Linked DNA regions of Mus musculus: region 2 is linked to region 1. The links are chromatin loops, found by intact Hi-C in ENCODE. Cell type or tissue: left cerebral cortex. All regions are shown on one strand.

Region 1 (8,000 bases):
TCATAGGGCCACCCAAATGGGTTAACAGGTCCCAACCATGCTGAGGAGGTCTATATGTTCTGAGGCAAAACAGTCGTGGGCTCTAGAACAGGCCTGGTTAATTCTGTTCTTCAATCTAGATGCAGCCCTGAAGAAGCTGGAAATGGGAGAAAAGGTTTCCTATACAGGTGAGCTGACAAATCTCAAAATTCAGCCAAAAGGGCTGGCTCCCAGGCCAAGATGGTCTTGGTAGAGGTCTGCCCTTTTTTTTTTTTTTTTTTTTTTTTTTTTTTTAGAACCTGCCTTTCTCTGGGATGTTGTTGGCAGAGGCTATGAGCCTGAGAACAGATCCATAGGTCTGAATTGTAGCATAAATGAAGGCAGGTAGTACCTCAAGCAGGCTGTCGCCCACAAGAGCCACGAGCAGCTGGTGTGCCTGGCGCTCACGCATCAGAGCTGCGTTCTCTGAGGCATACATGGAGGTGAAGTCGAACATGGCCACGTCAGGCTGCCCGTTGTGATTGATGGCAAAGTCTAAGGATGGCAGCTGGTAGTTGGTGGCAAAGTCAGCGGCTTCTCTGGCGTAGGAGAGCAGGTTGTCCTGGTTCACATTCTCCGAACACAGCAGCATCTCTGTGTCAATGTAGTCCTGAGCAAGACCAAGACATATGTCAAACCCTCCCTCCTCTCCAAAGGCCTGCCTTCACACCCACTGTGGATCAGAAGGCCATGGGATGGATCTGTGGGTACTGAGACTACTCCAAACAGAAATGGAGGCTCTGGGAAATGAATCAGTCTGTAAAGCATTTATTGTACAAACATGGGGACATGAGTTCAAGCCCCAGAACCTACCTAAGAAGCAGGCAGAACAGTGTGTGATTAAAATCTCAGTGCTGCGAAGGCACACACAGGAGGATCCCTGGGAGTCCTTTGCCAGCCTGCTTAGCCTAACCTAACTAGTGAGTTCCTGGCCAGTGGGAGACCTTGTCTCAGAAAACAGGATGATGGCTCCTGAGGAATCACTCGTGAAGTTGACATCTATGTGACTTCCCCAGAGATGCACATATGTGCATGCGTGTCTGCAGAAGTGTGTGTGTGTGCTCGCACTTGCACACATGTGAGCCTAAACTAGAAAATCAGAGCCAAGGAAATAAGCACACGGTGCAGCCATGGTGGTTAGCACAGTTGTGATTAAACACCCAGTTTGGCTTTGGGCTTCCTGGCATCCAAGGCAAAGGGAAAATGTGATATGGGCTTCCCTTATCAGAAAATGAGGCACAGCAATTCCTCAGAGGAGGTGAGTGTTTCCTGGCACCGAGTGCTGAAAGATCTATCTCGTGTAGGAATTTAGACAGAGGACCCTGGGAACTGTAATGAACAGTGAGTGTACTTGATAACGGCCTCCCAGCAAACAAGGAGCACGCTGTGCATGGCTGGTTCTGGCAATATCTTCAAGTACAATTAAGAGACAAAGGAACAAGCCAGTAAATGTGATTTGATAATGGATGGGGTTAGGCTACTAGGGTCCAGACATGCTGTGATTCGGGGTCAAGTAAGACTAGAAAAAAGGGTGCGTGTGCCAGGCTACTCTCTGACTCTCTATCTGGACGCGGTTGTTCACTTTTCAGTGATGCTGGGGATATCTCCGCTGTGAACATGTGCATTGTCTTGCTCCTTTGCTTGAGCAAGGATGCCTGTGCTTGGATAATGAGAGAATCCGTTCTGGCAATGCAGCCAAAGAGTGTCAGAGGATGGAGAGAAAAGATTAGAAGGTTTCCAAAGTCTATTCTGCTCATCTTTGGCAGAGAAACTTCAAGGCCACCTTCCCCAGAGATAATGCAAAGGGTAAAATTCCACTGATAGAGTGCTCCCCAGTGTGCGTGAAAAGCCAGGGTTCAGTCTCCAGCACTGACTAAAACTGGGAGTGGTAAGGCACACCCACAATTTCGGTATGTATGAGATGGAAGCAAAAGGAGCAGGAACTCAAAGCCATCCTTGGCTACAAAATGAGTTCAAGGCCAGCCTGGCACACGTGAGTCCCTCTCACAAGTGGAATCTGGGCATGTTGTTTAGCTTGATTCTGAGTCTCCCTTTTCTCATTCACAGAAACATAATTACAAGATCTCCTTCTTAAATCTGGAGTGGGAATGCACACATGCAATGCCTGCTGCTGTGCCTGGCACATAGAAGGTGATATTGCTGTCCCTACTGACTCATAATGCCATGACTGGTGGTGTACAATGAGATGCTAATAGGATCCGCGTAAGGTGCTGGTATGGGAGGTCTCAAGACATACGAGTTCCTCTAGAACTGGAGTGACCTTCTGTTTGCATTTCCTGGGGAACCATGATTTCAAATGCTCTATTTTGGAAAATCAAATACCACCCCCACAAGATTATACTCAGCATTCTCCCACTAGAAGACTGAAGAAGCCACTTCCTCCTGAGAGAAAAAGAGGGCACAACACACCAGACTGAGCAGCCAGCTGTGAGCTGGCAGACTTAGAAGTCTAGTGCTCATCACAGCTGGTATGTGAGGGGGTGGGTGAGGCTAGTTTCATCTGACCCACCCACAGCCTCTGCCCACAACCCATGCTCTCAGCAGAGGCATCAGCCAAGGTGGAGGAGGCCCAGGGGAGGCCTGGGTTACTCATGCTTCCAGGCCAGATGCCAGTACAAGCTGGCAAGAAGATAGGCACACTGTACTCTGGCAAGCAACACCGAGTGGTTCCAGTCCAGGCTAGGACCTGGAGGCTTGGCCTGGGGCTGGGGCTGGGGGATCCTTATCTTGAAGCCCGGGAGCTCTAGAAGGATGCCTGACCAAAGTCCCCTCTTCCCCACCTCCTCTTGTCCATTTTCATTCATCCATATATATGTGTAAGCACATGTCATATGCATGCAGTGACGGTAGAGATCAGAAGAGAACATTGGATCTCCTGAAACTGGAGTTACAGTAGGTTGGAGCCACCTAATGTAGGTGAGAGTAACCAAATTTGGGTCCTCTAGAGGAACAGCAAGTGCTCTTAAGCTCTAAGTCATCTCTCCAGTGCCATCTTGTCTTCTCTTATACTTGACAATGTATGCGCAACCTGGGGCTCATGCCTGCAGACTCAGCACTTAGAAGGCAGAGGCAAGTGGAAGGAGAGTTTGATAATAGCCTGGGCTTCATGAGATATTAATTAGCTTAGAGCAAAAATTAAACAAGAAGCAAAGCCACAGAGTGAAACCAAGGAGCCAAAGGAACAGAAGAACAAGCATCCAAACAAGGCTGGGTGTGGGAAAACCTTGGAAACCACCAGGCCCTGTACTAAATGTGATGCATGTACATGCCTGTGTGTGTGTGTGCGCATGCGCGTGTACAATCCTCATGTACCCCCTACCCACTACACAGTCATGTCTCAAGAACCCTCTTCTTCTCTTCAGACAGGAATTATTCTACTTTGTAGACATAAGATTGAGATTCAGAAAAAAAGTCAACAAAAAAAAAAAAGACCAACATCTTGGCCACCATCTTGAGTTAGCTCATGGCAGAGCTGGGTCTCTGCTCATCTCTGACACAACAGTGAGTACCTCCCTCCCGCCCCCCATGGCAAAGGAGACACAGCATGAGATTCCTAAGTGATAGCATCTCTATGTTCCACAAGGACAAGGAGTCCCATCTCCAAGTTCATGCGACCTCCTAGTGAAGGCATGGGGCCAAATGAATGACATTTGAGGAATGGAAAGATTCAACTGATCGTATTCTGGGCACATCACGGCAAAGGTCTCTCATCGCATATTTGAAACATATCTGTGTGGCTGGGTAGTCACACAATGCCAAAAGCAAGGAAGGTGGCAGGCAGTCTCTTCCCCCCTGGTGTGGGTCCTGGCAGGACAGTCATCTTCTCCCACATCTGCAGATGTTGCCAGTCCATGCTGCCCAGGGGAAAGACAGGTAAGAAATCCCAGCCAACAGGTACATACATTAAGGATGACGCCCTTGTCCAGCAGGCTCTGCTTCTTGGCTGTCATGACAAAGTAGTGGGTACTGTCCTTATAGTAAACAATGTTCTCGAGATCAATCCCTGAAAAGAGAAACATCTAGACTCAGTTTACCAGTCTGCACCTTGCTCCATTCCAGGTCTCATTATGGATTTGCAGAGGATGCACTTAAGATAAATAGTAAAGACATACCAGGATATGGAAGGTAGAAGAGAGGACCAGAGCCCACCCAGGTCAAAGCAGCTAGCTTTTATGCTTGCACAAAGACATGTTCAAAAACAACACAACGAAACAGGCATACAACCACCACAGGTGTCCAGTATTCCAAAGTTAAATCTAGGCAGACAGTGTCAGGGGAAGTACTGGACAGGACCATGGATGCTAAGCAAAAACCAACTTTGAACCGAACTGCATGGCTCAGGCCCCATCTACTGTGTGTAGTAGCACAGAGCATTCTCTACCATGTCCTAGCTTGCAAGAGAAAACCCAGGTCAACAGAACAACACTGCAAGGTTAGAGGCCTAATGGCATCTTGGTGTGTGTGTTTGTATGTGTGTGTGTGTATGTGTGTGTGTGTGTGTGTGTGAACCTGTGTGTATGCCAGAAGGCAGCCAAGGCTATCATGTGTCAGGTGCTTACTTTCTTCAGACAGGGTCTACCTTCTTAAGACAGGGTTTATCACTAACACAGAGCTCATCAACAAGACTGGCCAGCCAGCAAGCCTCAGGGATGCTCCTGTCGCTATACCGTAGAGCTGGGATTACAAACTTACACTACTATGCCCAACATTATATGTGGGTCCTGGGAATTGAATTCAGATCCTCACTGGAGCCATCTCCCAAGGCCCAGACCCCCATCTTTTGTTCTCTCCATGGACAGCAAATCATTCATTCATTCATTAGGCTTCTGCATTTAAAATCATGCTACGAGGTGATCACTCAGCTCTGTGTTCTCAAGAGGGATGCAGGGAAGCTCAGCCAGAGACACTGGCTTCACCTGAGAACTTACTAGAAGGTCAAATTTGTGTGGGTTGCTGAATTAGAAAGCTGGGGTAGGGCCAGCACCCCGAGTCTCCAGCTCCCTGTGTGACTCAGATGTTTACTAGAGCCTAAGACTCTCTGGATCAGCTCATGTGAAGGGAAGTGACAGGCACGCAGTGACCTCAAAGCATCCACACAAGGTGTACTGGGTAACCATAGTAACATCCCTATTATTACAGTAAAATAGGAAACAGCCGTGCATGCAGAGGACCCCCAAGAGATTCAAAGGAAATTTATTGCTGTCACTGATGTGAGACAATGACTTACAGTGGCAACAACAGCCAAGTTTAAAGGAAGCGTGTGAAACCTTTGGAGAAACACACATAATGTCTTGTCGTAATCCCTATTTGATGGTCTGTGTATTTATTTTCTTTCTTTCTAAGGGGAAGGAAGGGCTGGAAAATTAAGTATTAAATCATTCAAGGGATATTATTCTCTGGAAAGGAAATATTAAAACTTGTAATAATAAATTGTGGAGGCTCAGAGGGACATAAGATGGCAAATACCACTGTGACCAGCAAGAGGCAGGGTCTGGCTCAGCGGCTCAGCTGGTTCCTAGAAGCTGAGCCTTAGAGGAAATGATTCCATGGAAAGCGTTACCCTAACAGGAAATTCACAGAAGGTGGAGATCAGAGGCCAAGGCTTTAAGCGGACATGTGTGTCTTTCTCTGTTCCAAATACTCATGATGGAATCGGCCGTAGACAGCAGTAGACAGAATGCATATCTGGGACTGTGGTGTGAAATCAAAGCCCTTGCTGAAGGACACTGAACCCTGAATGTCCTATCATCTCAATGTATCATGAAACACGACCCTTTTGATTTCCTCATCCCGCTCTGCCCCTTGAGTATAGAAAACCATTCCCATCTCAAAGGCCACATGGTCTTCCACAGTCCTCAGGCTTGGATGACGAGAGATGCCACAGTCCCCCAGACCTACCATCACAATTTAAGATAGGATACTAAATGAGAAAATGAGAAATGTGGGTGATATTAAAATGTGCTAAGAAAAAGAGGAGGAGGAAGAAGAAGAGAAGGAGGAGGAGGAGGAGGGAGAGGAGGGAGAGGAGGAGGGAGAGGAGGAGGCAGAGGGAATGGATACATTGATTAGAACTGGAGCCACGTGAAATAAGCATGTAAGGCTCTGAGGGAAAATGTCAGTAAAACACCAGGACAGACTGGACAGAGTACCGATAGCTTTCACTTCTCCTATAGTTGAGGTTGGCCTCAAAGTGACTATGTAGCTGGTGCTAACCTTGATCTTCCTGCCTCTACCTTCCAAGTGCTGGGATTACAAGCAAGTGCCACCATACCTGCTGAGACTTCATTTAACATTATCATTGCACTGGCTTTTCAAGGAACAATGCCCATTTTTGGTCAGGTTAGAAAAAGGCCAATTCTTCTTTGTTTCTCCTCTCCTCTCATGAGCATGAGTTGCTCGTTTACTGACTATCTGACCACAGAGAATATGTCTTCTTGGTTTGCTGATCTGCCTCAGGCTATACACCCAGTGTTTGCAATGTAGCATGTATTCAAAAGAATATCTGTAAAGCTATTGAGCCAATACCTTCTGTTCTGTGTACATGTGGTTAGGTGACAACTGTTGGCCAGAGCATGGTGGGTGGGAGTGGGGTGGGGTCCTGGTGTTGTCTCATAGGGAGGGGCAGCTGATGTACTGTGTAAAGCACCTGGGGTCCATCAGGTTCTCCCCTCAGATTATAAGCTCCCTCCTCAGAGTGTCCCCAGCATCTCATGTTGACCTTGGACACAGCTTTCCTGACTATCTTGTGTTACAGTGCTTTATGTGGGTACCCTCTTTGGATAGGGGAAACTCCAGAAGGGGTGGGGCTAACATTGTCTTTGTACTCCACACTGCTGAGCACTGACACAGGACAGATAGTCAGTTTATGGCCATTAACTATCAGCAAAGTCTGTTGTCTATTTCTACATACAACACTTAGTACATTCTCTCGAGAATCCCTCTTGTCCTTGAAGGACCTCTGGACATTCACCGGATGCAGAGAAAGCTTTGCTCCTTTCTCCATTTCCAGCAAACATTGGAAGCCAACAGGTCTATGAACAGTTCAGAAAGCTTGGACAAGGGACTAGGGAGATGGCTTAGTCAGAAACAATGCATGATCTGCAAGTACTGCAGAATGAGATTTGATCCCCAGAATCCATGATGTGGGGGAAGGCAGGCATGTATGGTATTATAACCCCAGTGCTGGGGAGGCTGAGACAGATCCCAGGCCCCCCCCCGGGCATTTAACCTAGCTTACTTGTTGAACATTAGGCCAGTGAGAGGCCTTTGCTCAACAACAGCAAGAAAAGTGGACACCATCTGAAGAATGATGCTAAAGGTTGTCTTCTGGCTACCACATATGTGTGCATGCATGCACGCACGCTCTCTCTCTCTCTCTCTCTCTCTCTCTCTCTCTCTCTCTCTCTCTCACACACACACACACACACACACATGTTCATATACACACACATGCACTCACACATACACTGTGAATAGGGTCTGCTTTAGAGATGAGGCTCTCACCTGTTTCTTCCTTCAGGTCCTGGAAGAACTTCTGGTTGAAGATGAAGGCAACACCACTGATCTCCTCCACCTTGGCCTCAGCTGTGCTGTTCCTGTTTATGAAGTTGGCGGTGATGGCGATGGCCAGCTTCCCTCGGAACTCTTTCCTCCTGAAGCCTGCAGAAGGGAAAGGTAGATGCGTCAGTTCTCTGGATCCGGTGGCAAACTCAGCAGCACTGCTGAGAACACTCTTCTCGGTGTCCCACAGGCAGTGGGGACAGGGGCTCTGGGACAGGCAGGCACTGGGCTTGTGCCCGCAAGAGGCATTTTGAAGTCAGTAGGGCTCTGTTCTTTTCTATACTGGACCACACACCCTTCTTCCATATCCACAGACCAGTGACCGAAGTGATCTGTGCAGCAGGTTACCACAGAGCTCAGCCCTCTGCAGACATGCTGGGTATGCCACTGAGCACACTCTG
Region 2 (8,000 bases), 72 kb after region 1:
TCCAGGCCCACACTTGTTCCTTGACACAAAGCCTCCTTTTGTGATCAGTCAGAGTGAAGAAATGCCATCTCCCGGGAACTTGACCTCGTGCCAGGCAATATCTAAGAAGCAGAAGGCTTCTGGTCCCCTGTGGATCTGATTTGGTGGTACACGTGCCCTGGTGGACCCCAAGAGCTTGAGAAGCCCCAGGGAAAGGAACTCAGGGGTCTTCCTCTCTGATGTTCTCCACATCTAGCTGCAGAGTCAGGGTCTTCCCTAAGGACTCTATGAACTTAGACGAGGCTTGGAGTGTCCCTGGCACTCAGGAAATACTTGTTGAATAAAGGCTGGGGTGTGGCTCAGGAGGGGAGTTGTTTGCTTGGCATGTGCAAGGTTTGGGTTCAATCCTCAGTACCATTAAGAAAAGGGTGTGGGGACTGTGTGAATTTAGAACCTGTATGTACTGGAGCATGGCTGGCTCCGGAGCCACTTGGTATGAGTTTAGTTAGAGACACCAAGGCAGGTTCAAACCAAGCATGCAATAAGTGAATTTTCCACACCCCAGCCTGCTGGACAGAGGACAAAGACTCAGATTTTGAGCCAACTCTGGGATTTACCTCAGGCAGCCAGGAGCTTCCGATTGAGCAAGAGAAACGCCTTCATTTAAAGTTTTCCCAGTCAACATTTGCAGCTCTACAGTCTGGTTCCTTTACTTTAATATAGTTAGTGGTTCTTGGAAAAGCTGTCTCTGAGCTTCAGTTTCTGATCTAAGCTGCTGCTAGGGGCTGAGAATGCATCCCACACCACATAAAACCAGACGTAGTGGGGTGCCCGTAATCCCAGCACTTGGGAAGTAGAGGAAGGAACCTCAAAAGTTCAAGTTCCTCTTCAGCTACATAGTCAGTTTGAGGCCAGCCTAGGATCCATGAGTCTCTGTCTCAAAAAATTTTTCTTTTAATTTATAATTAACTTAATTCTAGTACTCACTCCATAAAGACAGTTTGAGGGTTAAATGAGGTAATATGGTAAAGGACTTAGCCTAGCACTAGTTTTCAGCATATACTTAGAGGTGACATAGCTGTTACTGCTTCATTAGATTGGGTGACAAGGGACACACCTGGAACCCTCTGACTGACATAATCCTTCCAGAAGAGGGAGGAGGCATTCTTGGGCAAACTAGTTAACCTTTATGCTTCAGTTTCATGGTGCATGAAAGATGGTCAATGCCACAGAATAAGAGTTACGTGAGAGTTACCTTAGAATATAGCAGCTGCCACTAAGCATGAGGTAAGCCTGACTTAGTATTCGTCCTTATCTTCTCATAACAGACTCCACCCCATCTCCCATCCCTCAACCCAAGATGCAGGCTGAGTATGTATGCAGTCTTTTCTGAAAAGCCCCCAGGAAGGTCTGGTGCCCCTAGGTCAAGTCACCGCTTAGGCTGGGTGGGATAATCTGGGAGCTGCCTGTAGCTGGGGGGTGGGGGAGTGCACTAGAAAGGGGACTATGGCCCAGGAAGTCTGTCAGTCAGATATTCTCCTCCTGGGGCTGGATTCTTCAGAGCCTCCCAGGCACCTTCCGACATACTCTCTTTTTATGTAAACTCCTGTCCCTTAAACAGAGAATCCTGACAAACAACAGCCCCGAACAGATGGCTGCTTTATCATCACCATATCATCCCAGGAAGGATCGCTAGCTGTCTAACCACAGCAAGACCCAGGCAACTGGGACAAAACAAACAAAGGCAGCAGGTGTCTGTAAGCTGCAGAGAGGGGTGGCCACTGCAAGCCCCTGGATACAAGAAACTGCTAGAACAAGACGGAGCAGCCTGGTCCTGCAGTCCCGGCAACAACCCGGCCTCAGACTTTGCCATCAGTGTCTAGAAAGTAGGAGAGAAAGATAGAAGGAAGCTAGAGTTGATTTTCATTGAATTCAAAGCGGTACCCCACCCTTCAAAATTACAATAGCTATTTAATATAGCTCTTTGGAGGAGGAAGAAAGAGGAGAGAAGAGGGGAGGAAGGGAAGAGAAAGTACCTTGTTGGAGTACTTGCGCTATTTGTAGGGCCTTACCCAGCCTACACCGGTGTCCTGAGAGTCAGCTGATCATTCGGCCCCCTTTCCAAATGAGGAGACTGAGGCTTACAGTGTTCAGTAGCCAAACTCACCAATCACATGGCTCCTGCCTCCACCTCCCCAGATCTTATTTTCATTCTAATCCCCCTGCCTGGGGTCTCCTCTCATGGATCATTTCTGTTGACACTAATCCCAGAGCTCAGAAAGGCTGAAGGACATTGGTGTCCTGCTGTGTTCTCTCTTCCCTGACCAGCTGGCACAGGAAGTGGCATCCCTCCAGGGGAAGGGACTGCCTGGAGGCAGACAGGAGAGGTGGCTTCAGCTACCCCATGTGTGTTTCAGGGCAAGATGCCTTCTCTCCACCTACGAATTTTTAATCTTGGGAGCTGATGAGATAGTTCAGTGGCTTCAGTGTTTGCCACCAAACCACGAGAACTCACACAAGTTTGACCCCAGTACCCACATGCAAATCAGACATAGTGCCACGGACTTGTCATCCCAATATTGTGGGAGCAGGCAGATCATTCACTGGCCAATAAGCCTCACTTACTTGGCAAGCCCCAGGCCAGTGAAAGATCTTATCTCAAAACACTAGATGGATGGCTCCGGAGGAATGACCCTCAAGACTTCTGGCCTGCACACATAAGCATACATAAGCACTCATGCATACATGAGCACACACACACACACACACACACACACACACACACACACACACACACTCCTGAACATTCACAGAAAGATTTTTAATCTCCAAGAGCTCCATGTGAGGCTCAGGGAACCACATGATCAAACCTGCCAGAATCCCATGGGGAGTTAGGGGGTTGTTTTTGTTCTCTGTTGTCTCTCCCAGGAGAGTCTGACTTACCAGGTAGAGAGACTGACTGCAGTGCCTGGCATGTGGTATTGAGCTCAACAAAGTTATCTTTGCTTGGGCTCACTGTCTCATTGCCTCCAGGCCAGCACCCCAAGATAATCTCTTTTTCTATTTTTAGATAGACTGATCCAAGCCTTCTAGTAGTCTCTAAACTCTCCCCAGGAAAGGAAGGTCTACCTTCAGGTAAGTTTTTTAAGTTGCCAAAAATATAAAATCTCTAGTTTGACAACACACACACACAAAAAAAATAACCAAAACCCACTAGCCCCCTCCTCTCCTGCAGCATTAGCCTCATGAACAAGCATGCTTAGCTGTCTGCCTCCTGGCTCTCATAAAGCCTAGCACCCTAGTGTACAGGGGTAACCCAGACAACCAGTTGGGGAAGGCCTGTCCAGACATAAACATTGCCTGGCACAAAAGGGGACACAGCCAGAGGCAAGGTGGGAGCTTCCAACATTTGCTGGAGAATGAAGTTGGAAGCTATAGTCGAATGATATGAACATTCTCCTGACATAGCAATTAGTTAAGAGGTAAGCAGTGGGCAGGGTCTACACTGTAAGCCAAGCTTGGGGGGTCATCACTGGCAATCCCCCAGAGGATATGCACATCTTAGAGCCTGCCTGACAGTGAGAGGGGGTAGCTACCCCCATTACAGGGATCCCACAGGTAAGTCATTCCATCCTTTTCCTTATGTCTCTCTGCCACTTAAACAATCTAAGAAACTGGCTTATCTTTCCTCATGGCCTGGTTTGGTTCACTTCTGCTGGTTGGTGAGAACTGGTGATGGGGTTGTAGCACTGCCTGGTATTGGAGGAAGAAGCACGGAAGCCAAGCCGGGACTGGGGCTCAGGAAGAAGAGGGGGGAGGAAAGGTGCCCCGTGGTGAGGCCATCAGGGACATCAGCTCTGAGTCAAGTGGTGACCTTTGCAGGGGGATGGCGTCTACTTCTAAAGCTGGAATGAGAGCTAACTCGTGCCTGCTTTTCTCCCCACTGTGACCAGATTCCTGACAGAGGCAACAGAAGGAGGGAAGGATTCATTTTGGCTCACAGTTTGAAGGAACCAATCCATCACGGTGGGGAAAGCATGACAACTGGGACTCCATCCATGGTGGCAGGATATTGATATACAGCTTATTACATCCGTGGTGGCAGGATATTGATATACAGCTTATTACACCCATGGTGGCAGGATATTGATATATAGCTTATTACATCCATAGTGGCAGGATATTGATATACAGCTTATTACACCCATGTGGCAGGATATTGATATATAGCTTATTACATCTTGACAGATCAAGATGTAGAAGTAGGTTTGGCCTAGAACCCTCAGTCACAGTTCCTACTGCCTATAAGGTCTGCCAGCCAGACCTCCTATCCAAAAGGTTGTCTAGCCTCTCAGAACAGTGCACCATCTGGGTGCCAAGAGCTCAAACTTCAGCCCTGTGGGAGATATCTCATATGCAAACCATAACAACTAACATGCTAAGATAAAAGCTGCCATATGTCAGCCCTTTCCAGTGAGGCTGGAACTGGGCACGGAGCACTGTTCACAAATCATTCCGTCCAATGCTCCCAACATGTGAGCAGGCACCATATGCTCTCTTCACATGAGGACATAGAGACCAAGAAAACCAAAGCATCTATATAACGTCACATACCTTAGATGGAGGAGAGCATGAGCCCTGGTCAGGCACACTCCACTAGAGTCCCAGCCTCTGCCCGGCTGCCTGGGATATGGCGGATGCTCAAAACATAACGCTGGGAAAGAGTGTTCTACTCCAGAGCTGGCTAAGTTCTGAACCAGGGACTGCTGGCTCCCCCATGGAGGCAGATGGAGAAGGGGTGGAAAGAAATGGAAAGAGCCTTTCTGAAGTAGGCAGTGCTGGAGCCAAGCCTGGGAGGAGGAGGATGGAGAGGGGAAGTGTTGCAGAGCCAAAGCTAAAACAGGGGCACTATAGGTAGCAGCACTGTGAATGCTAATGAGGCAGGCCAGTGTGGAAGCTGGGGAGTAGCAGTGTCTACCCTGCCGGTGGGTGGGAGGGATCTGAGCCTCTCCACTGGGAACAATTCTACTGGGACCTCTGTCACCTAGAGCCCGGAGGCCCTTCATCACCTGCTTCTTTAGTAAATTATGGAGTGCACTCACAGGCACATGCACTTCAAAACCCAGCGGCTTCTCCTCCCGTGGCCAAGATGAAAACTCAACTCCACAGCAGGAGTGTTTGAGCTTCCAGTCTGTGCTGCTCTGCTGACCTGCCAGCTCTGGATTCAAGCCCAAGCTGAGAATCTAAAAGGTTGCTGCGTGCATGCAAGGAGCCTCTAAGCCCCAGCGTTCAAGACTGCCAGGGAGAAGAAAGGGGTGCTGGCTCAAGCAAAACCAGAGGCTTGGAGTCTTCCCAGTAAGGGGTGGAGGGGGCTTTTCTTACTGCAAGCACTTCTTCAGGACCCTTCCATTGAGCTTAGCTTTCCTGCTAAGGGTCCCTGGGCCATGACATCCATTTTAAGGGCTGGCTTAGCCACATTATAGCTAACAGCATAATTACCTGTTTCTCCCCAAGAAGGAATCATCCCCATTGTTTCTGCTTCAGTCCCCAGCATCCTTTGAGCCTCACACTCAGATGGTCCCTCCTCCTCCTCAGTGAAGCCTGGGCCCCTTCCTTCCCCCTCCTCCTCCAACTTCAAGGTTCCCCAAAACTCTCTCTAGGCCCTACTGTCTCTACTCCTACTGGACCCTAAATGTCTGGTTCCAGCCCTGCCCTCAGACCACAAAGGGGAAATAGGGGTGGCCAATGATCAGCCGAGGCCAAGCTTTCAGTGTGTACTTGGTCTGAGAATGACAGGGCCAGAGAGCAAAGGGCGGGAAGCAAAAAGCAAGACTACATTAAGGTGTGCAGGTGCTCTGCCCTCCTCCCCAAGGGCTGAGAGATGATTCATTGCGGTGTGACCAACCTGAGACGATGTCCCAAGGCCTCCTGGGATGAGTAGGGACATCCAGTTCACTTCTTTTCACCTTAAGTCTTTGGACAAATGAAATTTAGATATAGCCCAGACTGGTCTTTAAGTTGCTGTAATCCACCTGCCTCGGCCTCTTGAGTTGAACATTCATGCATGGCTCATGTACTTTATTAAGAGTTGTTATTAGTTTTTTTTTATTTGTTTGTTTTGAGACAGTTTGTAACCCAGGCTAACCTAAAATTCACTGTGTAGCTCACATGGTCTTTGGACACACAACAACACTACCTCAGCCTCCCAGGTGCTGGTATTACAGGTGTGCACACAACATCTAACTTCTTGGCACCTTTCTGCTCATGAACACTCATAGGTCCAAACTGCCTCGAGCCAGACCCCAGTATGTGAAGGGGCATCTGCTAGTCTCCTCATCCTTTCATACTGACCTTTCATTGTTTCTCTTTCCTTGGATACAAGCTCCTGGGCTGAGAGATGGGGTCCTGTTATGTCCTGCTACTTTTTTTCCCCCTTGTTGTAAACCCAGAATTGGCTGGCTTGTTTTAGAAGAATAGAGCCATCTTGTAAATACCCATAGAATGACTGAACAGACCTTAGAATGTCCTGAGAAGGCTGGGCATGGAGCTCAGTTGGTAGAAGAAATGCCCGTCTACCTCGCTTGGAGCCCGGGGTTTGCCCTGAGCAAATGTATAAAGTCAGGTATGTGACTGTAATCCTAGCACTCAGAAGGCAGAGGCAGGGAAGATCAGGAGCTTAAGGTTATCCTTGGCTATATAGCAAAGTTCAAGGCCAGCTTAAACACATGCAACTTGTCTAAAACCAAGCAAAACGAAAACATCAAATCTTGGAGGTTCAATGGTAAAGTGTGCCTAGCGAGCCTCTGCCCTCCTGCTTCCCAATGCCTAAGTTGGAATAGATGGAAACTAAACTATGTCTGGCTTGTCTGTCCTAGGAGGTCTCTGGGTATCCTGCCCTGTCTTAAATAGAAGACCCTTCCCATATGTCCAAAGTCACTCACCCACTCAGAGGCTCTGCTTATTCCCACCAGCTCTCCCTGTCCTCCAGCATGCACAGAGGGAGGGAGAGATGCTCTCTGCTTCCTCCCACTTGCCATCTGCACTCCGCCTACCCCTCAAGATCCACATCAAACACTACTGCCGCCTTCTCCTCTCCTAGGAAACTTTCCAGGTCTTCCCAGCCCATAGAAAACATTCCTCGTACCAAGGTCTTCCCCCCTGTCATCTGGATAGTCATGAACTTCCTGGTGACTGAGCTGAGGTTTCTTAAATCCCCTGCTGCCACCGCTCTTGTTTATACACACGTGTTTCTTGTTTTTCTGGCACCATAGACCTTCTGGGAAGAGCTGCCAAGCCTGGTGGATGCCAATGTCCTCATAGCACAAGGAACAGGCACACAGTAGGTACTCCATAAATGTTTCACAATTCACTTCCCAATGTAAACAAGCCACCTTCTCATCGGCCTCTCCCTGGCCCGGCCTGGCCTGGCCTGGCCTCTCCCACACCCTGCATCTCTCCTCCCAGCCTAGCTGAAGCTTGCTTCTCTGCATAGGCAGCTGTGGACCTGTGTCTTCAAAGGTTCCTGGATAGGGCCCACCAGACAGTTTGCAAAGCACCACGGGTCTGGAAAAGTTAAGTGTCTGGTTCTTTCTGGCAAACCAAGGGTTCTGAGTGCTGACTCCTTCCGACAGGGAGCCTAACAGAGGAACCACAAGGAAGGAGGTGGAGGTGACATCAGAAACCAAAACTGAAGTCTCAGCTTGCTGAACACCAGCTCTCAGCCAACCCACATCACAAGGACCGGCAGAGCCTCCAGTGACTTTTTCTGTTTCAGACAGGACCTCACACTATAGCCCAGGCTGGGCTGGAACTCACTCTGTAGCACAAGCTAGACTTGATCTCCCAGGGATCCTCCTACCACAGCCTCCCCCTACCCTGCTCCCACCCCTCCCAGAGCTGAAATTACAAGTGTGAGCCACCAAAACCTGCTTTCCCGTTGTTACTTCTGCTCTTCCAGGGAGAGTCAGGTGGATGGAGGATGCGATGTCTTGAAGATGCTGTGTGGGGCCTGGGCTAGACTC

The links. Peaks named below come from ENCODE experiments on the same cell type or tissue, not always from the same donor. Only the 100,000 strongest peaks of a DNase experiment are listed, where the experiment ranks them.
Region 2: a loop joins it to region 1, with 6 times the contacts of the local background. A loop is called at or near these places in 4 of 42 quality-filtered maps.

What each region holds. Positions count from the first base shown.
Region 1 is chr7:112,311,014-112,319,013 of GRCm38, reverse strand. Mical2 (microtubule associated monooxygenase, calponin and LIM domain containing 2) reads right to left here. Exons shown (of 26, transcript NM_001193305.1): 7 at 7,543-7,698; 8 at 3,942-4,042; 9 at 371-628. Among named protein-coding and RNA genes, the nearest start is that of Micalcl, 60 kb to the left of the region's middle. In left cerebral cortex, no CTCF peak of the experiment used is centred here; DNase peaks (open chromatin) are centred at 534, 2,531 and 3,047; H3K27ac peaks cover 2,798 bases.
Region 2 is chr7:112,238,601-112,246,600 of GRCm38, reverse strand. All of the region lies in intron 2 of Mical2 (microtubule associated monooxygenase, calponin and LIM domain containing 2), which reads right to left. Among named protein-coding and RNA genes, the nearest start is that of Mical2, 17 kb to the right of the region's middle. In left cerebral cortex, no CTCF peak of the experiment used is centred here; DNase peaks (open chromatin) are centred at 1,677, 4,808, 7,041 and 7,654; H3K4me3 peaks cover 686 bases; H3K27ac peaks cover 5,863 bases.